Linked DNA regions of Homo sapiens: regions 2 and 3 are each linked to region 1. Evidence: chromatin loops called from intact Hi-C (ENCODE). Cell type or tissue: HepG2. All regions are shown on one strand. Region 1 overlaps DENND1A (DENN domain containing 1A). Region 2 overlaps DENND1A (DENN domain containing 1A). Region 3 overlaps DENND1A (DENN domain containing 1A).

Region 1 (8,000 bases):
TGGTTTACGCAGGCCTTTTACTAGATTATTTAGTTCTTTTTTTTTTTTTTTTTTTTGAGATGGAGTTTTGCTCTTGTTGCCCAGGCTGGAGTGCAATGGCATGATCTTGGCTCATGGCAACCTCCAACCCCCGGGTTCAAGCGATTCTCCTGCCTCAGCTTCCCCAGTAGTTGGGATTACATGCATGAGACACCATGCCTGGCTAATTTTCTTTATTTGGTAGAGACGGGTTTCTCCCGTGTTGGTCAGGCTGGTCTTGAACTCCCAGCCTCAGGTGATCTGCCTGCCTTGGCCTCCCAAAGTGCTGGGATTACAGGTGTGATGTGAGCCACCGTGCCCAGCCTCATGTTTATTTTAATAAAGGAACATTGTCTTGCCTCAAATCAACATTTAATGGACAAAAAAAGAGAAGGTCACCAGTATGCAGGTAGCACCCTGGAAACCTAAATGTTACATCTGTATGGACATTTATCTAGAAGAATAAAAGGAGCAGTGGTAACTGACAATCTTCAACAGGTATTTTTAAATCTTATTTAGTGTTTGAATGATCCCAGTGGACTGGAATGTGGTTAATATGAAGCAATTTAACTGATAATGCAGACACACAGCAGGAAACTATGTGGCAGTTTAATATTGCTTGTGGTGACATCCTAGAAATTGCTTCCAGGCACCAAGTGCAGGAAGTGGGCTGTAAGTAATCGAAGGAAGTTTTCTAAGTGAGTTTGAAGAAACGTGACATTTATGGACTCAGAGAAAAGCATACTCTAAGACTTGAGGCATAGGAACAGGGCAGGGCAACTAATTTGGCCTTGTGGTGGTGATTATTCTACATTAGCCTGTATACCTGTCTTCTGTCCCTGTCAAACTGTGACCTCTGTGAGGTTAGTGACCAAGAAATTTATCCATTTATTCATCCATTTACCTACTGTAGAACTAAGAAGATTAAGCACATATTAAACAATAAATGTTAGCCATTATTATCATAATTAGTGGCAATACTGTGCCTGGCAGTGTGCTAAGTACTGGGGACACAAAGATGAACAAATATTTTTCTTTAAGGCTTTCTAAAGTAGTGGACACAAATGTAAAACAAAAACAATCCCTTCCAGACTCCCTCCCCACCAAAACAAAACAAAACAACAAAAAAAACAAAACACAAGTATAATACAGTATAAGTTAATTGCAATGGTGGAGATGCCGCTGGTGACGAATAGGTGAGTAAGTGAAGGAGAGACTGTCTTCTGGGGAGGAGGGAGGGTCAGGAAAGGAAGCCTTCACCAAGGGGATCATGTTTCAGCTGAGAGATAGGTAGGGGTGGTTAGCAGAGGGAGTAGAGGCAGTAGTGATGGTGGTGGTATCAGCAGAGGGAGCAGTACATATGAGGACGTGGCATATTAGGGAAATAAAAATATTACCATTTATTCCTGGCACTTAAATGCCAGGAATTGTGTTAGACATTGGGAATTACGATGGTGAATAATACAGATTCACTCCTCACGGTGCATACAGTCTTGTGGACCTGACATTAAAAAAACCAGGTGAATTCACATAAAGCTATGTGGATGTTCTATAAAGGAAGCACATGAGTTGCCTCAGAGAAAATGATGGGAGCGACTGTCCTATTTTAGATAGAGTGGCGAGGGAAGGCCTCACTGTGGAGATGACATTTGAGCTGAGACTTAAAGGATGAGGAGGTATTAGTCATCTAAAGAGACTAGGCAAGACTTTTTATTCCAGGCCTTGAGGCAAGAAAACCCTAGGCATATTTCAGGAACGGACAGAAGGCCAGTGGGTTTGAGTAGTGACTGATGGCAGAGAGGCTTGTGGTGAGGTCAGAGGGAGAGACCCTGGACAGGGCCTTGTAGGTTGTGGTAATCTGAAAACTGTTTAAGATACGAAATTTTATAGTATGTGAATCTTATAAGATTACAACATAAGATTCACATACTATAATATTTACTTTTTTTTTTTTTTTGAGACAGTTTCACTCTGTCCCCCAGGCTGGAGTGCAGTGGTGTGATCTTGGCTCACTGCTACCTCCGCCTCCTGGGTTCAGGTGATTCTTATGCCTCAGCCTCCCAAGTAGCTGGGACTGCAGGTGCCCGCCACCATGCCTGACTAGTTTTTGTATTTTTAGTTTCACCATGTTGGCCAGGCTAGTCTCAAACTCCTGATGATCCGACTGCCTTGGCCTCCCAAAGTGCTGGGATTACAGGCATGAGCCACTGTGCCCAGCCCTAAAATTTACTTTTTTAAGTGGTTTTAAGTATATTCACAAGGGTGATTGATTACCACTAATTCCAGAACTTTTTCATCACCCCAGAAAGAAACCCCATGCCTGTTAGACACTCCTCATTCCCCCAAACCCTTCAGTCCTAGGCAATCACTAATCTACTTGCTATAGATTTGCCTTTTATGGGCATTTCATATATTAATAAATAGAATCATATATAACCCGTCCTGCGTGGCTTCTTTCACTTAATGATTTCAAGATTTATCCATGTTGGAGCATGCATGAGTGTTTCATTACTTTTTACTGCTGAATAATATTCCATTGTATGGACATACCACATTTTACTCATCCATTTGTCAGTTGTTAGGTATTTGGGTTGTTTCCCCTTTTCATCATTATGAATGATGTTGCTATGAACATTTTGTGTGGACATATGTTTTTATTTCGCTTGGGTATATACTTAGGAGTGGAATTGCTGGATCTTTTGGTAACTCTATGTAACATTTTGAGAAACTGTTAAAATTGTTTCCTAAAGCAGCTGTACCACTTTGTGTAAAGTGGTATTTTATTGTGGTTTTGATTTGGCCCAAATGAGTTACATAGAAAAGATCAGTGTAGACGGAGATAGGTTTCTAGGAAGAGGTTGGAACTTGAACTGAAAGAAAGGGGAGATTTGGAGAATGGAGGGGGATTACCAAAGGAAGACAAGTGGAAGTTATATGACTTGAAAGTGAGGATAAACCGATCTCATTTCAAGAATAGAGGAGCAGTGTTGGCTTATGATAGCTCTGCTCCAGTTTGTTTAAAGGATCCCATTGCCAAAATACACAAAAAGTTTGCTTTTTCTTGAGGCCTGTTGTATAGCACAACTAACGTATCTCTCTGCTTTGTGATGAGACCAAGAATTGGAATGTGACTTCCTTCCAGGCCTTCTTCCTCTAATGCCTATTCCCCTCTTCCCTTTCTCCGCCACAGTGCTGTCCTCCCTGTCCCCAAAGGAGAATGTAGAGAGACTTGGAGTGGTGGAATAAAAGTCTCTTTGAAGACCAAGCTCTCCATCGTTAGTGCTCAGAGTCAGCCACTTGAATTTTCATGACTTTTCTGGAAAACATGTTGGTGCTACTCCATCACTCTTTTCTTAGCCATTGTAGTCAACTTAGAGGGCATTGTACAGCAGATAGGAAGGTTGAAACAGAAGGTAAGACCTGGAGTATTGCTCTAGGAAAGTATGTTTGCATTGAGTTATTAAATCTGTGTAAGTTCCTGGCTGGAGTTCCGGTTGCAGTTGCAAAGGTCCAGCCTTTTTCCTGGCCCTAGGGAGAGCTAATCTCTGGGTTCGTAACATCCTTTTTGCTTAAAGGGGCTTTGTAGGGACATGGAAAGATAAACAAGGAAGAAAAATAAACAAAATGAAGTTGTTTTGTTCTCTACTTTTATTGGAATCCGTACCCATTCTTTCCGAGTATTCAGGACTTGAAAAGGAGCCAAATAAAGTAAGAAAAGATATGTTAAAATACATATATGTTCCTATAGAAAAGAGAGGTGACATTCCAAAAGTTCATTTGGACGTTGGTTATGACATTTAGAATGTGTTTCCCTCTTCAAGATACTGTTATGTACAAATCAGTAACTGTTGAGGGCAAGGGCATTCCAGATATAGGGAACTGTGTATGCAAAAGTCATGGGGAGATAAAAGGTAAAGCTGAAATACAGGATATAAGGATAAAGATTACAGGAGAGGAAGTTGATGAAGTAGGCATGTGCCAGTGGGATATGATGCCATTGAAGGGTTGAACTGGGGATGTACTATGATCAGATTTGGGTTTTTAGGTAGATTACCCTGGCAGCAGCAGTTTAGAACAGTGATATCTCTGGCTTTTACAAGATGACGCATTGGAACGTGAGAATATGTTAGAAATTGTATTTATTTTTATATCAACCTTCAAAGTTTGTATTTTTTAATGTATGTGTTAGTATAGTAAGGCATTATTATAATTTATGGATATTTATCAGATGTATGCTCACTTTTTTACTGATAGGAAGAATGCATGGAAAAAAATGGGAGGCCACTGGATTGTGGAACTGTGTAAATAGTTTTTACTGCTGAAGATCAAGGTCCAGAGCAAGGTTTTGGCAGTGTAAAGAAAAGGAATGACAGGCCGGGCGTGGTGGCTCATGCCTGTAATGCCAGCACTTTGGGAGGCCAAGGAGGGTGGATGGCTTGAGTCCAGGAAGTTGAGACCAGCATGGGCAACATGATGAAACTCTGTCTTTACAAAAAAATACAACAATTAGCCAGGTGTGGTGGCATGTATCTGTGGTCCCAGCTACTTGGGAGGCTGAGGTGGGAGGATCACTTGAGCTCCCACAGAGCTCAGGAGACGGAGGTTGCAGTGAGTCAAGATCACGCCACTGCATTCCAGCCTGGGTGACAGAGTGAGACCCTGTCTCAAAAAGAAAAAAGAAAAAAAAAAAAAAGGATGGCTTTGAGAGATTTTAAGTAGAAATGACAAGACTTGGTGACAAATTACACGTAAGAGGCAAAAGAAGAATCAAAGATGACTTGCCAAGGTTAGCAGAGTTATGTTACAAATGGAGTATTTGTGAGGTGAGGACTGGTTATATGTTTGCTTTTCTGAGGAAAAGTGAAAAGTTATAATTGGGATAAGGCATTTTAGTCTGCATTGAGAATGGAAGGAATCTTTGAGGGATCCATAGTGAATGTGTGTGCTTTATTGAATGAGTAAGACTTGAAGTGGGCTGGACTAAATTGCTGAAGGCAAATCTGTTCATGGTAGATTTAGAGAGGGGGAAAAGAAAAACCACCTTTTGAATTCACTTTAGCCACAGGAAAGGTTTGAGGGTGTTGCATTGATCTCGCATAGGCTGTATGAATAAATGGAAGGAAGGAAACCAATCTAGAGAAGATACTGTTTGACTCCACGCTGGCAGTTCTTGAACTCCGGGGTGTGAGAGGAGCCAGGGGTATGTGAGCATTGGAGTACTGAGTTCCCAGAACTATACATTCTCCCTCTGAGTTCTAAATTTCTGAGCTTCAGGTTAAAAAAATAATATTTATGGAAGGAAGCTAATAAATTAACCTACAGGGTTGTTGTGATAATTAAAAGAGATATTGTGCCTAGTTCTCAGTGGAGATATGACTGCTTATTAAATGGCAGCTATCATTAATATTGCTTGGAGAGGAGAAAACACAGTTGTCTGAACAACCTGGAGTTAAAAAACAAGTTAAAAAACAGCAAGTATGTTCCTTTTTATAGTATTACAGTTTTTTTTGGTTTTGTTTTTAAAAACCAAAGTATTTGCTTCCTTTCAGTAAGAATGTTAGGATGACGTGTAGTGTATTTCACTGAATTTGTTTGAAAGATTGAGATGCTGATATATACAAAGCACTATTGCTCTTGCTGGTTGGGAAGAAAGGAAGCCTATAGTCTACTAAGACAGGTAAGATGAGCGTGCAAACAATTAGAATTATAACATTTAAGAACACTTATGTCCCCAGCCAGGCCCGGTAGCTCACACCTGTAATCTCATCACTTTGGGAGGCTGAAGCAGGCAGATCATTTGAAGTCAGGAGTTCGAGATCAGTTGGGCCAACATGGCAAAACCCCATCTCTACTAAAAAAAAAAAAAAAAATTACAAAAATTAGCTGGGCATGGTGGCGCATGCCTGTAATCCCAGCTACTTGGGAGGCTGAGGTGTGAGAACTGCTTGAACCCGGGAAGGGGAGGTTGCAGTGAGCTGAGATTGCACCACTGTACTCTAGCTTGGGCAACAGAGCAAGACCCTGTCTTGAAGTAAAAAAACCACTTAATGTTCCCTTTATCATAAATATTGGAAATCTATTCAGTTTTATAAAAGATTTATACAAATAATTTATATTTATCTCTGTTTAACTGGTACTACTTTTCAGTCTTTTTAAAGTGTTTTTTTTGTGTGTGTGTGACAGAGCCTTGCTCTTGTCGCCCAGGCTGGAGTGCAGTGGCACGATCTTGGTTCACTGCAATTACTACCTCCTGGATTCAAGCTTCCTCTGCTTCAGCCTCCTGAGTAGCTGGGATTACAGGCACCTGCCACCATGTCCGGCTAATTTTTCGTACTTTTAGTAGAGACGGATTTCTCCAGTTTGGCCAGGCTGGTCTCAAACTCCTGACCTCAGGTGATCCGCCCGCCTCGGCCTCCCGAAGTGCTGGGATTACAGGCTTGAGCCACCATGCCCGGCCTTAAAGTGATTTTTTATTCTTTTTCTTCTTGGTGCTTGAACCTATTTTTAAACTTTATTTTGGAAAATTTTAAACATCTATAAAAGTAGAATAGTATAATGAGCCCCCAAATTCCCATCAACCAGTTTCAACACTTAATTTATGTTTTACCTAGTTTTATTTATAGATAACTGACTGTAACTCCCTCCCCTGCTCTCTAGTCCTGGATTATTTTGAAGCAAATCCCAGATGTTGTCATATCATCCTTTTTTTTTTTTTTTTTTTTCTGAGACAGAGTCTCACTCTGTCACCCAGGCTGGAGTGCAGTGATGCAATCTCGGCACGCTGCAACCTCCACCTCCCAGGTTCAAGTGATTCTCGTGCCTCAGCCACCCCAGTAGCTGGGATTACAGGTGTGCACCACCATGCCTGGCTAATTTTTGTATTGTTGGTAGAGATGAGATTTCACCATTTTGGCCAGGCTGATCTCAAACACCTGACCTCAAGTGATCTGCCTGCCTCCACCTCCCAAAGTGCTGGGATTACAGGTGTGAGCCACCATTCCAGGCCGCAGATGTCATATCATTCTTAAATACTTCCATATGTGCCTCTAAAAGGTAGATTTTTCTTTTTAAAAAACATAACATTTTCACACCTAAAAAGTTAACCAAAAAATTTAATTTTTAATTTTTTTTTTTTAGTTGAAGTTGTACTTTGTCACCCAAGCTGGAGTGCAGTGGTGTGATCTCGGCTCACTGCAACCTCTGCCTCCTGGGTTCAAGCGATTCTCCTGCCTCAACCTCCCCAGTAGCTGGGATTACAGGTGTGCGCCACCATGCCCAGCTAATTTTTGTGTTTTTAGTAGAGACAGGGTTTCACCATGTTGGTCAGGCTGGTTTCAAACTCCTGACCCCAAGCAGTCCACCCACCTAGGCCTCCCAAAGTGCTGGGATTACAGGCATGAGCCACTGCACCCGGTCAAAAAATTTTAATGTTATTAAATATCCAGTCAGTGTTCAAAGTTTTTCAGTTATGTCAAATTTAAAAAAAACGGTGGATTCGTTTGAATCAGCGAAGTTCATACATTGCAATTGGTTGATATTTGCTGTCTTTTTCCCCCATGCAGTTTATTTTTTGAAGAACTGGGTTATTTGTCCTATATGATTTCCGTTGCATCCTTAAGGTTTGTTTAATGTATTCCTCTGTCCCCTTTATTTCCTACAAATTGGTAGTTGGATTAAGTGACTTGATGAGATTCAAGTTCACTTTCTTGGCAAGAATATTTTAAAAGTGGTGATAGGTACTTCCATCAAGAGGTACATTATGTCTGGTTATCTCTCTTTGATCTGTTCATTAATTAGAGGTTATAAAATGGTGATATTTTGTTTCTATCACTTCTTCTTCATACTAGCTGGGATACTTGTAAAAAGAAACCTTTTCCATATCAACCATTTGGTTGCTCTGAGATACAGTTCATATAGGAAAGGCAGGGTAAATGCTTGATTTTATTAATTTTTTAAACATTTTCAAAAGGTAATTTTTGAGA
Region 2 (8,000 bases), 180 kb after region 1:
AGTTTGTTGTCTAAGCTCCTTGGGATGACTGACTGATTTTTTTTTTATTTTAAGTTTTTAATTTTAAAATTCTGGTCCCATCAGAAAACAAGTTTTTAAGTGGTTAAAAAACAAAAAAACACTGCAAACAAAAACAACCCCAAGCCAAAACAGACTCTAAAGAATGTATGTTTGCTAGTATACTGTTTTCTGCTGAGCTAGGATTTTTACTGTCACTTTTGTAAATTTTGTAATTTTGGATACCAACTTTGGAGAAAATTTAATTTGTGCTTTTTCTTTTTTATTAGTATATGAAAAATATAGCCAATATTGATTATCCTTATTGAGTAAAGATAACTGTTGTCCCGTGACCACTGAAAACAAAACTTTTATAAATATCTTTTCATTGTACTCTTTGTTAACATTCTCCAGAGATTGCAATTCTAGGTCTTTTTGTTTGAAGGGACAGTTTAACTTTCAAGGACTCCCATGAACTTGTGCGTTCCTCAGATTTAGTGTACTCAAGTATCCCTAATCTGAACATCCAAAATTCAAAATGCTCTAAAAGCTTTTTGAGCACCAACATGATGCTCAAATGAAATGTCCATCGGAGCATTTTGGATTTCCAAATTAGCGGTGCTCAACTGGTATATATTCTGCAAATATTCCAAAATCCAAACAAATCTAAAATCTGAAACATTTCTGGTCCCATATGTTTTGGATAAGGGATATTCAAACTGTTTTTGTGTTGTAATGAAACAAACATTGGTGCTATACTTTGATTTTTTTTCAATCTTTTTAAAACATGGATTTATAATAAAAATATTTTTACTTGGCTGTCATTTGGTTTTTGTCTCAGTTATTTCAGTGGCAAATTGTGGACAATACTAATGCAGAATATTGTTCTAAAGATTAAATAAAACAGTAAATACTTGATAAAGTCCCTGTATGCTATATCTATTGTGTAAATGTTTGATCACAACCCTGTGTTTTTCCCTTTTGTAAATTGTGAAATATAACCTGCAAACAGAAAAGGGCGTCAAATGTACATATACACATTATACACACATAAGTAAACATAAATATACAGCAAATACCCATGTAATCACCATTGAAGTTCAGAAATTACTAGCACCCTGATATTAATTTTTTCACCTATGTATACATCCCTAAATAGTATAGTATAGCTTTGTTTGGTTTTGAACTCTGTGAGTTGCATTATGCAATTTAGAATTGTTATTTTCAGTCTTACTTCTTTTGCTTAACCTTGAGATTCACCCATGCTGTTGCTTATGGTTATAGTCTGTCTTCTTTGCTATCTAGTGTTCTGTGTTGTATGATGATATACCACAGCTGGTTTATGTAATTTTCATTTATTTTTATAGCAATCTTATGAAATTATCTCCATTGTAGAGATAAAGGGGTTGAGTTGTTTATGCATGTAACTGTAGGTGGCCATTTGGACTGTTTCTAGCGTGTGACTTTTATGAACATTCTTGAAGAGCTATACTGGTGCACATAGACTTAACTTCTGTGTACTGTATGTACCTAAGGAGTTGAATAGTTGTGTCATAGGACATGTATATCGTTGACTTCATTGGGATAAATGCCAAATTGGGCAATTTTATTCTATTAAGCTCAATCAACTTTATTGAGATAATGCCAAATTGTTTCCTTCAGTGGTTTCACCATTTTCTGCTTCTGCAAGCTGTGCATGAGCATTCCATGCACCACACTGCTGCCACTAGCTCCTTGCTTTTTAAAGAAGACTCGCCAGCATACACTTCACTTTTCTCAAAGCCCATGAGATCTAGGTATTATTGCCCTTATTTACTTCTCCAAACATTAATCTGGTCTCATCGTTTGCAGAGGTGTTGCTAGAGAAAGAGGCAGTCCCTGGAGTTGTGAGAGAAAGTTGATCATTATCTGAAAGGTAAAATGAGTTACACGGTGGCATGGCATAAGAGTGTGGTCTAGTGTCAGAGTAGGGCCTGCATTCCAGTCCTCCTGATTTGGAAATGAGCTTCTGATTACTCCATTTACTCTGTCTGAGCCTTAATTTCCTCATATCTATTTTTTTGGTGAGGATTAGAGATAATATAAGTAGGCCAGGCACGGTGGCTCACGCCTGTAATCCCTGCACTTTGGGAGGCCGAGGCGGGTCGATCACCTGAGGTCGGGAATTCGAGACCAGCCTGGCCAACATGGTGAAACCCTGTCTCTCCTAAAAATACAAAAATTAGCTGGGCATGGTGGTGTGCGCCTGTAATCCCAGCTACTCGGGAGACTGAGGCAGAAGAATTGCTTGAACCTGGGAGGCGGAGGTTGCAGTGAGCTGAGATTGCACCATTGCACTCCAGCCTGGGCAATAGGAGCAAGACTCTGTGTCAAAAAAAAAAAAAAAAAAAAAAGAGCTAATATAAGTAAAGAATATTGGTAAGGTGGTCGTGGACATCTCACCACATCACATAGTATAGTAGATATTGAAAGGTAGACCAATTGTCATAGGTGAGATGTATGTGGGCATACATGTGACAAAGTGTACATGAGCCTAGGTTATGCTAGCTTGCAGATGACACTTGGTAATGAGGTAGGCACTTACACACTGTTGATCAGGTTGTAAAATGGTCCAACATTCTTGGAAAACAATTGGCAATATATATTCAAAACCTTTAACATTTTTTCCACTTTGGGGAATCTGTTTTATGAAAAACTCAGAAATATAAGTACGGATATATGGACAAGGACATTTAGCATATAGAGTGAAAAGTTAGAAACAATTTTAAGGCCTAGAAATAGAGGATAGTTAAATTTAATTAGATACCATGTAGCCATTAAAATTGGTTTTGGTGATTATTTGATGACATGGAAAATATCCAGTACTTATAGAAGAAAAGCAAGAGACAAATTTTTATATGTGATGTGATCTCCATTTTGTAAAAAGTATGTAGAAAAAAATGACGTGGGGGATCGGATCCCAAAGTATTAATGAGAATAGTTAAGTAATGTTATCATGGGTGTTTTTAATTCTCTTTAATGAAGTAGTTATCCTGGCTGTTCTATCAAGCCCAATCCAAATATTCACTGCACAATAATTTACATATTTTTTAGTTTGGAAAAATTATAACCACCTTCATATATCTATCTCATGATTTCAAATATAGAATGCCACAAACGGCAGTACTTTAGCTACCAAAATAGTAACTGATACTCTAATGTGTGTTTCCCCACTAAGTTTGTGAAACGGACTTACGCTCTGAAATCAGAACTGTGTTCAAATTTTGATTCTACCCCTTACTAGATCTAAGGCCAAAACATGTCATGTCACCTTTCTGAGCCTGTTTCCTTAACTGTAAAACAGAAAGTACATCTCATGGTAGCCTTAAAGATTACGAGGTATATATATTTTTAATTTAAATTTAAATTTTTTTATTTTTTATTTTTTTTTTGAGATGCAGTTTCACTTTTGTTGCCCAGGTTGAAGTGCAATTGCGTGGTCTCAGCTCACTGCAACCTCTGCCTTCCAGGTTCAAGTGATTCTCCTGCCTCAGCCTCCCAAGTAGCTGAGCTTACAGGCACCCACGACCATGCTCAGCTAAGTTTTGTAGTTTTAGTAGAGACAGGGTTTCACCATATTGGTCAGGCTGGTCTCAAACCCCTGACCTCAGGTGATGCACCCACCCCAGCCTCCCAAAGTGCTGGGATTACAGGAGTGAGCCACCGCGCCCGGCCTATGTTTTTATTTTTATTATTTATTTATTTATTTATTTATTTATCTTTTGGGACTGAGTCTTACTCCATCGCTCAGGCTGGAGTGCAGTGGCACGATCTCGGCTCACTGCAGCCTCTGCCTCCTGAGTTCAAGTGATTCTCCCACCTCAGCCTCCCAAGTAGCTGGGATTACAGGTGCACGACACCATATCCAGCTAATTTATTTTTAGTAGAGACAGGGTTTTGTCATGTTGGCCAGGCTGACCTTGAACTCCTGACCTCAAGTGATCTGCCTGTCTCAACCTCCCAAAGTGCTGGGATTACAGGTGTGAGCCACCATGCCTCGCTCAGGAGAGATTTTTTTTTAATGGACATACCACGCACAGTGCATAGCACATCTTTGGTACTCAGTCCAAGGCAGTTATTCCCATGTTGTCTGCCAAGACTTAAAAATACCATTAGTTATACACTGCACCATTGATGTAAAAATATTTTTTCAGGGGGAGAAATGACTGTGTTAAATTTTTAGTTTGTTCCCAAAATGCATTTTGATTTCAGAGATGTTAAAGGAGTTCCTCTTAATTGAGAAATGTTAGTATTAATTTCCAAGTGGGATATTTAGCATCTGTCCTATGCATTATCACCATTCTCTACTCACCTAGTTGACCTGTTAATTTTCTCAGAAATTTTTATCTTATTTCTGTAAAATGACTAGGAACCTATTCCCAATGTGTGTCTCAAACCTGCTTTTTATGGCCTCAGGATCTCTGTCATAACCTGTTTTATGCTTTCACAAACTGAGCCCCTGGGGAGCTGTCTGCACTTTTCAGTGTGATCCAGCTGAATTCCTTCCCTTCCCCACTCAAGCCCTTTGATTTGCCAGGTTTTTGTTCGTCTACCCTAAGGATGAACTGAGATTGCTGAGCATGGCCTCTCTTGTGGTGCAAAGTGAGAATTGTTTTTAATTGAGCAGAAACATGTGGAAGGATCAGGAATATCTCAAGGGATTACAGAAAAATTCCAAATTTGTACTACTTACAGCTTGTGTTTAGAACAGGGTCTGCTGGGAATAAATGTTAGTTAGTGTGGCCTGTGACCTTAAAAACTGTTGACATGGACTTCAGCCAGAAACTAGCCACAGACCTCCTTTGTTAAACTCATTCATAGCTCCTTGAAAACTCTAGTCAGTGAAAGTTGCCAGCTCCAATCTAAGCATAGCCTTTTTTTTTTTTTTCCCATGCTTTGGAAACAGAGGACGCCCCTTAACCAGCAGGCCTTCTTTAATAGGACTACATGGCCTAAACGCAATTGGAATTGACAACTTCCTGGCTTGGGTTTGCCAACTGGCAGAGCTGTGAGGCCGAGGGGACAAACAGCGTTGGGGCGCTATGCACTTGTGTTTATGTATGTGCAGAGGAGACTGAACTCTAGAGCATGGTGATACCCTTCGCTCTGAGAGCAACGCTCTGGCCTGAATTGGACACGTCTTTCAAATGTTCTGCTGGAATAGACACATCAGAATTATCCCTCAGTACTTTCTTTTTAAAGGAAAGAAAAGAGAAAATAACTGCCCTTTCTTTTTTGATAGGAATGATCATGGCCTTTCCCCTCTCTGCTCAGAATCCTTGATTTAATCCTCTTTTTGTCAGCGTTGTGCTATGTTGCTCAAATATAAAATGAGAACTTGAAACTCGGATTGGGGAATTATCATTTGTTGAATGACACTCAGCACCCACTCACTCTGGAGCTTTATTTAACAAAGTTTAGTTTCATATCAAGGTGAAGGGATAACCAGGATATCTGTCTATTTTACTCATTGAGGAGACTGAGCAATGAGGAAGTTAAGCAATTTCTTCTCCTTTCCTATCAAAAGAACCCTAAGGAAGGGCCTTAAACAATTATGATGCTGCCTCTGTAAACCAGCATAGTAACTGAGTTAGAAATTAATATTTTCCTTAGTTCTTGTCTTTAATCCAAAAGACTACATTGTCTGAAATACCTGAAATTTTGAAAAATGGATAAATGGATCAGGCTAAAAAGAGGAAGTAGTTATTCTGCTTACAGAGTTTCCTTTGACATTGTTGACATTGATGGTGGGTAGGGAAGCTAGCTTAGTTATGGATTGTCATTCTGAGATATCCGATCATATCCGTTCATATCTCTTTCCACTTTAATCACTTGTAAAATTTTGGTTGTTGGAGTAGAATATTTATTTCCAGGTATGCCGTTGAAATTGTTTTTAACATAAATACTCTAGCAGACTTATCACTTTTAAAAGTTGCTGAGGTTTGGCATGATTTCAGCCAGGCATGTGTGAGGAGAAAAAAGGAATGTCACATTGGCCTAGGAATATGGAAACTTTGAAAGAAGAAATTATATAATTTCCTTGAGAGGGTACAAGAATTTAGATGCCATTGAGAGAACCCTTGAGAGTAGCTGACCCCTAGTAGATTCTACATAAGTACTTATTGAATGAATAAAAGTTGCTGAAATAACTATTTCCTAGTCCTGGTACTTGCCTGTCCATACTCTCTCTCTCTCTCTCTCTCTCTCTCTCTCTCTCTCTCTCTCACTTTCCCTTCCTCAGCATCTTTCTTTACCTTAGAACATTTATTTCTTCCGCAGAAAGTAGGTGATGCCATCATGTTTAATTACCTAACATTCTAAAGCACAGCTTGTAGATTGAGACCTAGATTCAAATTCTGACTTACGAGCCATGTGACAAATCATATAACCTGTCTCATCTGATCCTTGTTTCCCACATCTGTAAAAGAAAGATAATGAGGCCTACTTTGTAAAGTTGTTAACATATGTGTAAATATGTTATATAAGATACCTAATTTAGGAGTTAGCAACAGAGAATTTTTTTTTTCTAAGAAGGAATTTCATATGTTTTTCCACATATGCTTTTTCTCCTGCTCTCTATCAAAGGGAATAATAAGAAAAGGTCTCAAAGACTTTGCTACCTCTACAGATCTCCTTGCTCATTCAGGGAAAGTAGTTACTGGGTAGACCAGCTAAGAGTAATTGAAAGTGTCCCAGACTCTAAATGGGAGATTTATAATAGCCTATGGGAGTTGTTTAATGCTTATCTTCTGTACCTGTGCTCTATACTGAGAGTAGATTAGATAGTTAGAAAATATATTTAGACAGGTTATTAAGAAAACCAGATTTCTATTTTTGCTGCTTTTTTGACAAAAAGATAATCTCAGAACATTAAGCAGCATAGAGAATTGTGGAGAATTATCTGAACTTAAGTTCTGTTTTGCACAGGATTTTTTTTTTATTTCCAACTTTTACGTAGAGGGGCATATGCACAGGACATGCAGGGTTGTTACATAGGTAAACATGTTGCGCAAGATTGCACTGTAAGTGCTCCCCTTCTTAAACACACTTAAAGGTGGTTTTGTAAGAATTAATTCTAAAACTCTCCCCAATGTAAGCTGATACATCCATGTGGTCTTATAACCTCTGTGTACATTATGTGACTCTAACCCTTGGTGTTTTGTGTGAATAGCAAATTATATGAAGCCTTTTTTTTTTTTTTTCTCCTATGTACCAGGGAATTAAGAACACACTCTGGAAAAGGATGAAGAACTCTGGTGTGTAGAAGAGGGAAGAACTTTTTTGTCAGATTTTATTTTACTGGAATATATTCCCTTAAGATTTCATAAGATGAGAGTATGTCATCTTTTTTTCTAAAGATTTTCCCCCTAATGCTACCTCATTTTCTAAACTTTCATTAATAGTTCTTTGCAGCTGAAGCAAATATTTTAGATCTTTCTTGTACTCTCCTCCAGCTGGGAGTGTCTTTCACACATCAAAGGCAGATATGAGCCTCTCATTAAAAGATAGTATGAGTTCATCATCTTAGAAGAGTAGGACCTGAAAACCTGAGATAACTTTCAGCTGCAAGTCATATCTAAGCTGGACTGAGATTTTTCTGTTGGTTACCGCATTTCTTTTCTCAATTCATCACTCCCAGGTGCTCTAAAATCTGACTTTCTCTCTTAGTTTTGTTTATAACTGAAAGTTATCTTTATTCAGAATACAAAGTTAGTTGTAGAGGTTAGGAAAGATAAATATTTTAACACTTATTTTTAATAAGAAAATCAGGACTCTGGAAACTTAGGAAGAAAGCCCGGGGTCTGCTTGTTATTTTCCCTCTCTGTCTTTCTGCACACTTTTTGTGCGAGGCCTTATTAATACCCTCTCACTGCACTGCCTGCTCCAGTGTCTATAAGGTAATTATTTGAAACTCATAAGTCAGCCCTGAAAACTCCACAAATCCTCCTCTTCCTAACTTTTGC
Region 3 (8,000 bases), 240 kb after region 1:
TGGATCCCCACGTCCCGACTAGAGTTGGTTGACTGTTACTCTGTAGCTCTAGTGGTAATTAATGGCCTTAATAGAACCTATAGAGATGAGTTACGTCTGTCAAGGTAAGCTATGATTTATTGAATGTCTCACATGTGCCAGGAATAATTAGGGGTTAAATAGTCAATACACAGTCACCGTCCTTGATCTCATGGAGTTGACACCAATGGAGAAGACAGGCAAACAAGCACGTATTATAAACGATGGGGAGTTTTAATGTCTAGTAAGCCCAGGAGGTCTTCATATTCTGGGAATAAAATGCATCAATTTAAATGGGGACCAAAAGCTCATAGTAAAAATGAGGAAAAGGTTAGGATTTTATCTAGAAAAAGTATAAAAAAGTATAAATTTACCTCAACAAACTCTGTCTCTTAATTCCAACAATGCAGTAATTCTTAGAAAGAATAATGCATCAAGTATTGTGGGGAGAGGAGGTTATAATTTTTCTGACTTAATAACAGTTCATAGTTGACTTTCACAGCATAATCATAAAAGGAGTCATTTTTTTCCAAAAGTATTTGAGGACTTCAGTTTCCCGAAGGTCTCTTTTATCCTTTCATATTGAAATCATTTTCTTTTGATGTGACTGTTGTGTTACTATCCTTGTTTTTCTTGATTTTTCTCTTCATGTCTTGTTAAGTGGTCTAATACAGCCAGGTCTTCATTTGTCAGTGACTTTGCCTCAACTCTGTGCAGGTATCCAGCATGTCCAACATGGGCTTCATAAAATCCAGTCTCCTTTGCAAGAGTTGTAGTTTTAGTTCATGGCAAATTTGCATTTTATTATAGATGTTTGGCTGAGATACAGACAGAGGAGCAGGGATAGATGCTAGGTGAAACTTGAAAGGGTGGATAGGGGACGTATTGTCTGGAAACTGGAAGGGTGGAGAAGGGTCATGTTGTTTGAAGCAGTCACATTGTTGGTGAGTATTTTCCTCTTATAAGAGCTTCTGTTTTCCTGCCCATTCTGGTTGACCACATGGTATGAGGAATTTCTGTAGAATTCTGGAGGAGCCTCTGACCCAGACACCAGGAATCAAAGAGAGATTCCCAAAGCTGAGATTGCCAAGGGGGACAGGAAGCGTGTTCTGGATTGGTGGCTGTCATGTCCATCAGGTACATTAGCAGGTGGTGTATATCTTTTCATAGAGGAGGAAACTGAGTTTTGGGAAGACCGCTTTCTCGAGGTGTCACATCTAGAAAGGAGCAGAACTAAGATTCAAACTCGGGGTTACCAGACTCAAGCCAGTGTTCTCCCCAGCATGTGCCATGCTGCTCTGCTTTTTAACATTGGGGAGGAGGTTTTTTTGTTTTGTTCTGTTTTGTTTTAATAGGAAGGCTTTAAATATTGAGTGCTGAATGGTCTTAACCAAGGGATGCTTTGCCATTGGAAACACGTTGGCAAAATCTGCTGACAGAAAGAAAGGGATACCTCTCCTCAGGTATTCAACATGGAATGTCAGGAGCTCCTCAGACAGTAGCAAGTCACCAAAAGCAACTGAAAGACCCTGTGTCATGTTACTTTTAAACTCATCAGTCCCGACATGAACACAAGCAGCTCTGCCGCAAGTCTTCCCCCGGGAGGCACTGCTTCATTGTATCATCTATTCTAATGGTGCCTGAGTGTTACATCCTAAAATTTTATTGCAAATTACTTTTATTTTTATTTCTCTTTTATAGGAGAGCCAGAGCATTATTTTGGTTTTGTGAATGACTAGATTACATTAAGATTTTGTTTTTAGGATAGCAAAGTAGATGCTGGTTCTGATAAGGCTGAAATCCACTGGGCTCTGCTGAGGTCAAGATGAGGGGAAAGAATTACTTCCCACCTGGTTCTAAAGCCATCGCTCATGCGCTTTCTTCTGCCTGTCATGCAGATTTTGTCAGTGGAAGCCCCTCCTCACTGGCTTTCGTGTCCTGTTGATATGTCCTGATCATGTGTTGAGCACTGCTATTTTTTTTTTTTTTTCCTAACCCAACACAGCATTTCCCAGCCCCAGCCCTGGAATCAGACATTTTTTTTCAAGGAGCCCAGGTTCCTATTACTGGAGAATAGTATTTAGAAACCAATATCTGGGCACTAAGTGTGCTCATTATAATTGGGATATCTCTGCTTCCAGGCCTTCTCAGTGACTAAAACTAGGGAAGGTATGTATGTACATAGATTTGTATTTCTATTTATTTTATCTGTCTCTACTTTCCTACCTGTCTACTGAACATCATGATGCCCCACAGTTACATTCAGTTCCAGTTTGACACCGTGGGGTTCATTCTCATTCTTTCCCTAACTGGATTTGTAACTCTCTTCTGATAGTAAGATACCTGGTTCCCATTATATATTTACCAGCTTGGTCAGTCTTGATCTGTTCCTTGTTTGTAACCAGTGGCCCTCTGCTGCAGCCCCCTTCCTACACAGCGCCACCCTCCTCACCCTGTTTTTACAGTAGCATGTGCTACTGTTTGAACTGTGGCACCTTAGGCAGAGCTGCTGCTGCCCCTTCCTATCACGGACAGCATTCTCAACCACATGGACTCTGCCTCGCCTCCCTCCCCTCCCCCGACCCCCACTTTGGTGGAAGCCCTCCCACCCCTCAGGCTCTGACATCCCACATTGAACTGCCTTCCAGATGTTCTTTGTACTCTTCTGGGTTCTAATACCATTGCTGGTCAGGCCCTCCACTCCACATAGATGCTGTCTTTATCCCATGCCAGGTCTAACCCCTCCTTGCCCCCTTGAGTCATGAAACTCCAAGTCAGGCCTCCCCCATGAGACTCCCTCCTCATCCTGCTCAGACGCTGACTTTCCCTTACTAGGCCCCTCACTCTGCTTGGGCCCCAGCACACTATGCCCAATGACCCCTCAGTGGGACACCCTTCTCCTCCCACTTGGACTCTAACACCAGGTTGCCCCTTCGGGAGGACAGCTTCCTCCCCTCACCTGAGTCTGATGTCCTGCTGTGGACCAGCATTCTCCCAGGTGGTTGCTGCCTTCCTCGACTTGGTCAGCCTCTCCCACCATCCCTGTCCCCTGCTCTCTTCCATACCTACCTTGCCTGGTCCCATCTCATAGCTTTGAACTGAACTAGTAGAAAGAGGTGTCGGAGAGCTCTTAAAATTTTTTAATGGTTTTCTGTTTTAATACTTAAAGAAGTGGAATCCCTTTATATTCACGCTGAACTTACACAAGGCCAGTCATCCACGTGTACACAAACTCACCAGTTGGAGTGATTATCATCCCAAGTGGAGTGAGATTAGAAAAGGCAGTCCTCTGCTCTCAGTTCAGCTCAAGAGCCAGCAGCTCACCCGGTCGACAGATTTAGATGCAGGATGCTGTCATTCAGCCTGACCCCACAACTCAGGTTAACTACTTTGTGTTTACACAGACCATGTCCGCCATATTTGGAGGTAATTTAAGGGCTTTTTCAGGGTGATTTTGACTATGGGCTGTTGCTGCCATAAGTGCTGTCTTTAGAACCTGCCCTTGCCCTCCTTACAAGGGCCGGTGGGACCCCGGATCGGGAAGGCAGTGGGTGGAGGAAACTTCTCAAGTTTAAAACTTATTACCTCATATGAAACACAAGCCTCTCCATTTGACTCTCAGGCCTGGGAGTGAGGGTAGAGCCTGGGACAGAGTTACCTGAGCCACAGTGGGTGAGAAGGGAGAGAAGCCTGGATCCAGGCAGGTGCCTGGGGAGCAGGCTGTTCCTTTTCGCTTTTCTCTGTCTTCTGATTGGGTCATGATGATGCTCCATGATCATCTTCTACATCAGTCCGAAAGCCTAAACTAAATAAAGCACTTGGGAAGGACTTCCAGCTCCTTCCACCCAAACTGTTACTCTGTTGTGGGTGTGTCTCTTTCTGATGAGGACCATAGCTTTCTTGAGTGCAGGAGGACCCTTTGTGCCACAGCCTTGGACAGAGCCCACCATAGTCCCAACTGTGGTACTCCGCAGTGGGGACTCAAGCCGTCACACAAAGGCAGCAGGCAGAGGCGGACCACGGATGGTCGCACCCCGTTAGATGTCCAAGGTGGTGCAGTGTACTAGAGTGTTTGTTTCTGTCTTTGGACTGGGAAGGATTGTTTATTCAATGATGACAGACACACGCAGACTGGAGTGCAGGGTCCCTGCAGCCTCACCTGCAGCCTAGCAGGCCGCGCAAGCTGTTGTGGCGGCTCTAATGAAGCAGGACAGGAAACGCCGCTGGATAGAGCTCCGCTGTGAACCCTGGCCTCCCAACAGGGGAAAACAGGGGCCCTTTGAAGAAGAAGACAGCTGGGTTTCGGTTTCAAAACCTTAACACTGCCATCACTAGATATTCATCTGTGAGTGTACAGGGGACAACATGTGGGGAACAGTTGTGTCCGGTCAGGCCAAAGGGAGAAAGAAATGGCTGATTTCCAGGGTAACTGCAAAACTTCTTGTGGCCAGTGGTTCTGCTTAGCATAGCCAAAAAGAATTGACTTGGTGAGGCTGAGGCTGAGGCTGAGGCTGAGTGTGAGAACCAGGGTGCCATCTATAGTAGGCTAGGAGCTCCTTCCCACGTCACCTCCTTCATCCTCACAGCAGGTGACAACTTGGAGGCTGGAGCTTCTGTGCCCAAGCCACATTGGTCAGTTGAACCTACTCATCCAAAACTACTTCGATGGATTCTGTAGTCCTAAACTGTCAGAGCACCCAGCCTGCCCCATATCACTTCACCAAATATTTCTAAAATGATTCAGTTTTTCTCTTGTTTACTTGAAGTCACAGTTTTCTTGCAAGATTCTACTTCCCCTTCTTGCCTTTTCCCCCCTGCCTCCTGACTTTCAGTGGCTGGATTTAACTAGTGGTATTTTGCTTTCAGGAAAAAAAAAATTTGTAATCCTTGGTCAAATTTGTTTACTGAGTCGTCTAATCTGTGCAAGAGTTTTCTTCTGAGGGGATTTCTCGTTCATACTATAATGGCTTTTAACTCGGCCGAGGTTTATTTAACAGAATAGGAAAGGAGAAACTTATCTGCTCCCTAATCCCTCTTGAATGTTTACATTACTCTGCCAAAGTAAATGCTGTGCAAAGTGGCAGCAGTCATTTGCTATGTAATAGTCAATATGCAGCTGCCAGGGCTGATTGAAACATATTAACATAAGTGATAATACTGTCATAGAAGTGAAAAGTTAAGTTGCTTATCAGTATATTTTGATAAGCTACTTAAATTTTACAGTAGCATGTGCTGGCTTTAGACAGACGTTAATGACAGAGGACTGTGCACTTTATCTGTTCTCTTTGTTGCCTCTCACTTCATTTATTACCCTCAGTGGCGCAGCCGGTAATCTGTACAGGGTGCTGATTCCCCTCTCCCTGGCAGGATATCACATCTGTGCGCTACCTCGTGTCCATATCTGTCGGTATTGGACTCTGTTAGCACAGCAGGGCAGACATGACCAGGCCGGCAAGCGCTTGGTACAACCTTCTTCTCGCTTGCTGTTAGATGTAGCTTTGGAAAATTTCCTTCTAGAGAACAAAGCCGTTGAAAGTAAGTGGCAAAACTGCTTGGGGGTGTGGATACTTTTCAACAATTCCATAGGATGCGTGCACCCTTGCCGTCAGTCTTTGTCTGGCTTTATTTGCTCAGTAAACGCTGAGCACTGACGGTGTGCCAGGTGCCATTCTTGGCACCGGAAAGACAAAGTGAAGAAAGATAGGCCCCTTCCTCTCTGTTTGCATGTGGTCTGTTGAGAAAACAGACATGCCATTGAGGACTGCATCATGTGGGGAATGTTCTGAGAGCAGCATTCTCATGACCAGGGCAGCACAGAAAAGAGAGAATTAGGGCACATGAAGTGGGGATGGGGAGGGGGTGAGGGACAGTTAGGAGGATGAGTAGAAATCAGCTAGACTAGACCCACAGAGGTCTGGGAGAAAAGGGCCCAGTGTATGTAAGCCCAGGCAGGCTCAAAGATACCAGGACGTTCCGGAGTGAGAGGAGTGAGGGGAGCATATCTATGAGGAAGTAGACAGAGGACAACCAGAAAAGTGGGCAAGGGCCTGGCAGTGAAGAGCCCCAGAAGTCCATCCTAACAAATGTGGACTGGATCCTGGAGTGACGGACATCATTGCAGCAATTAAGTACAATGTGCGATGGAGATTTGCATTTTAGAAAAACCATTCTAAGAGCCGTGGCCAGGTGGCTCACGCCTATAATCCCAGCAGTTTGGGAGGCCGAGGCAGGCAGATAACCTGAGTTCAGGAGTTCGAGACCAGCCTGGCCAGTATGGTGAAACCCCGTCTCTATTAAAAATACAAAAATTAGCCAGGCATGGTGGCGCACACCTGTAGTCCCAGCTACTCAGAAGGCTGAGGCAGGAGAATCACTTGAACCAGGGAGGCAGGGGTTGCAGTGAGCCGAGATCATGCCACTGCACTCCGGCCTGGGTGACAGAGTGAGACTCCATCTCAAAACAAACAAACAAACAAACAAAAAACAAGCCACACAGAGTGGACCACAGGACTGAGGTCAGCAGCCAGTCTGCTCTGAGTGAAGGGGAGCAATGGCCAGGACCTGGTGGAGGGCAGTGGGGATGGGGAAGTGGAACTCATCTTGAAGTAGATAGAGAGATGGTGTGTGATGGGTAGAATGTCTGTTGCAGCAACATGGATGGCTTTGGGCTCATGGGGGCATTGGGACCCTTTGCAGATGCCTGCAGTGGGAATGCTGTGTGTGTGTCAGTGTGTGTGTCTGTGTCTGTGTCTGTCCCATCATGAGAAACTGAATAGAAGCTTTCCTGGAAAGGGTGGGTGTGCTGGGAGAGGCCAGGGGACTTCTCAGAGATGGTGCCTGATTGTGGAGTCGGCTTTGAATTTCTTCTCTGTGAACTGTTCTAGCTCTGAGGCATGGGAATAATTTATAATGGACATTTAATCCTCTGCCTTGCACAGGCAATTTTTTAAACTCTCAGAAATAATTAGCATTTCGCCAGTTTGTGTTTCCACCAGTCTGTGACAGGAAGACTCTTCAGGATGTAGAGCAAAACTGAAATGTATCAGTCTTGAATTAGATCCTGGTTAAAGTTTTTGACCTGCATACTAATATTTCATGTGTTTCCTCTTCTTCCTCCAGCTATCTCCCCTGGTTCGAGGTATTTTATAAGCTGCTTAACATCCTGGCAGATTACACGACAAAAAGACAGGTATTTACCTTTTTAAAATAATTCTTTTAAACAAATAAGCTTTAATTTTTATGATGAAAAAGTAAAACATGCCTTATATTTTACCAAAAAAGTGATGCATGCCCATTATAGGAATTTTGGGAAATTCAGAAAATAATAGGAAGGAAAAGAAAATCACTTTTAATTTGCCCCACTCCCTTCCCTAAAATAAATATTCCTAGCATTTTGGGTTGTTTTCTTTTTTAAGTTTTTCTTTGCATTAAAGAAATGATAAATAGACCCTTAACGTTCACAGAGTTAATGTTCAATTTCTAATATTCCCAAGCAGCCCGGAAAGTTTGTGACATGTATTAAATTATAATTTTGCTGAGGCACATATCTGAATTGCTCATGTCATGCTGCAGATCTGGGGTTTGCAAGTAAAACACTTAACCAGCAAGTGACCTACCCAGCTGTCCTGAGTTCCCATTTCAATAAAGCTTTGTGGTGCTTTTACAGTAACTTTTGTAGGGGTCTGAAAATGACGTTAAAAATTCATCTGTACCTTGCTGTACTTTTGGAAGAAGTGGTAAGGTAAGGTATCTTCCATGGATGTCAAAGGCCAGTTGGACCTTTATGTAGATTTTTGTAGCCCACATTTTCAGATACCATTATAATGAGCATGCCTCCCACACTATTAAAAATGTTATAAATATTTTTCATGGCTGCATAGCATTTTGTCATGTACCTTGATTTACCAAAGCATTTTCCTATTATTGGAAATTGTTAATTGTTTGGGATTTTTCTACTGTTATGAGAAGTGTAACCATTCGCA

The links. Hi-C counts contacts between places; a loop is a spot of excess contacts. Peaks named below come from ENCODE experiments on the same cell type or tissue, not always from the same donor. Only the 100,000 strongest peaks of a DNase experiment are listed, where the experiment ranks them.
Region 2: a loop joins it to region 1, with 2.3 times the contacts of the local background. A loop is called at or near these places in 9 of 110 quality-filtered maps.
Region 3: it touches region 1 in a loop (16-fold over the local background); 5 of 110 quality-filtered maps call a loop at or near these places.

The regions. Positions count from the first base shown.
Region 1 is chr9:123,918,624-123,926,623 of GRCh38, reverse strand. All of the region lies in intron 1 of DENND1A (DENN domain containing 1A), which reads left to right. Among named protein-coding and RNA genes, the nearest start is that of DENND1A, 7.5 kb to the left of the region's middle. In HepG2, no CTCF peak of the experiment used is centred here; DNase peaks (open chromatin) are centred at 3,503 and 4,393; H3K4me3 peaks cover 1,396 bases.
Region 2 is chr9:123,739,161-123,747,160 of GRCh38, reverse strand. The region is part of intron 5 of DENND1A (DENN domain containing 1A); the gene reads left to right. Among named protein-coding and RNA genes, the nearest start is that of DENND1A, 190 kb to the left of the region's middle. RefSeq lists an enhancer at 7,491-7,540. In HepG2, no CTCF peak of the experiment used is centred here; a DNase peak (open chromatin) is centred at 4,960; H3K4me3 peaks cover 1,509 bases.
Region 3 is chr9:123,675,927-123,683,926 of GRCh38, reverse strand. DENND1A (DENN domain containing 1A) reads left to right here. Exons shown (of 24, transcript NM_001352964.2): 6 at 7,138-7,207. Among named protein-coding and RNA genes, the nearest start is that of MIR7150, 190 kb to the right of the region's middle. RefSeq lists an enhancer at 4,327-4,406. In HepG2, no CTCF peak of the experiment used is centred here; DNase peaks (open chromatin) are centred at 4,236, 5,046 and 5,706; H3K4me3 peaks cover 669 bases.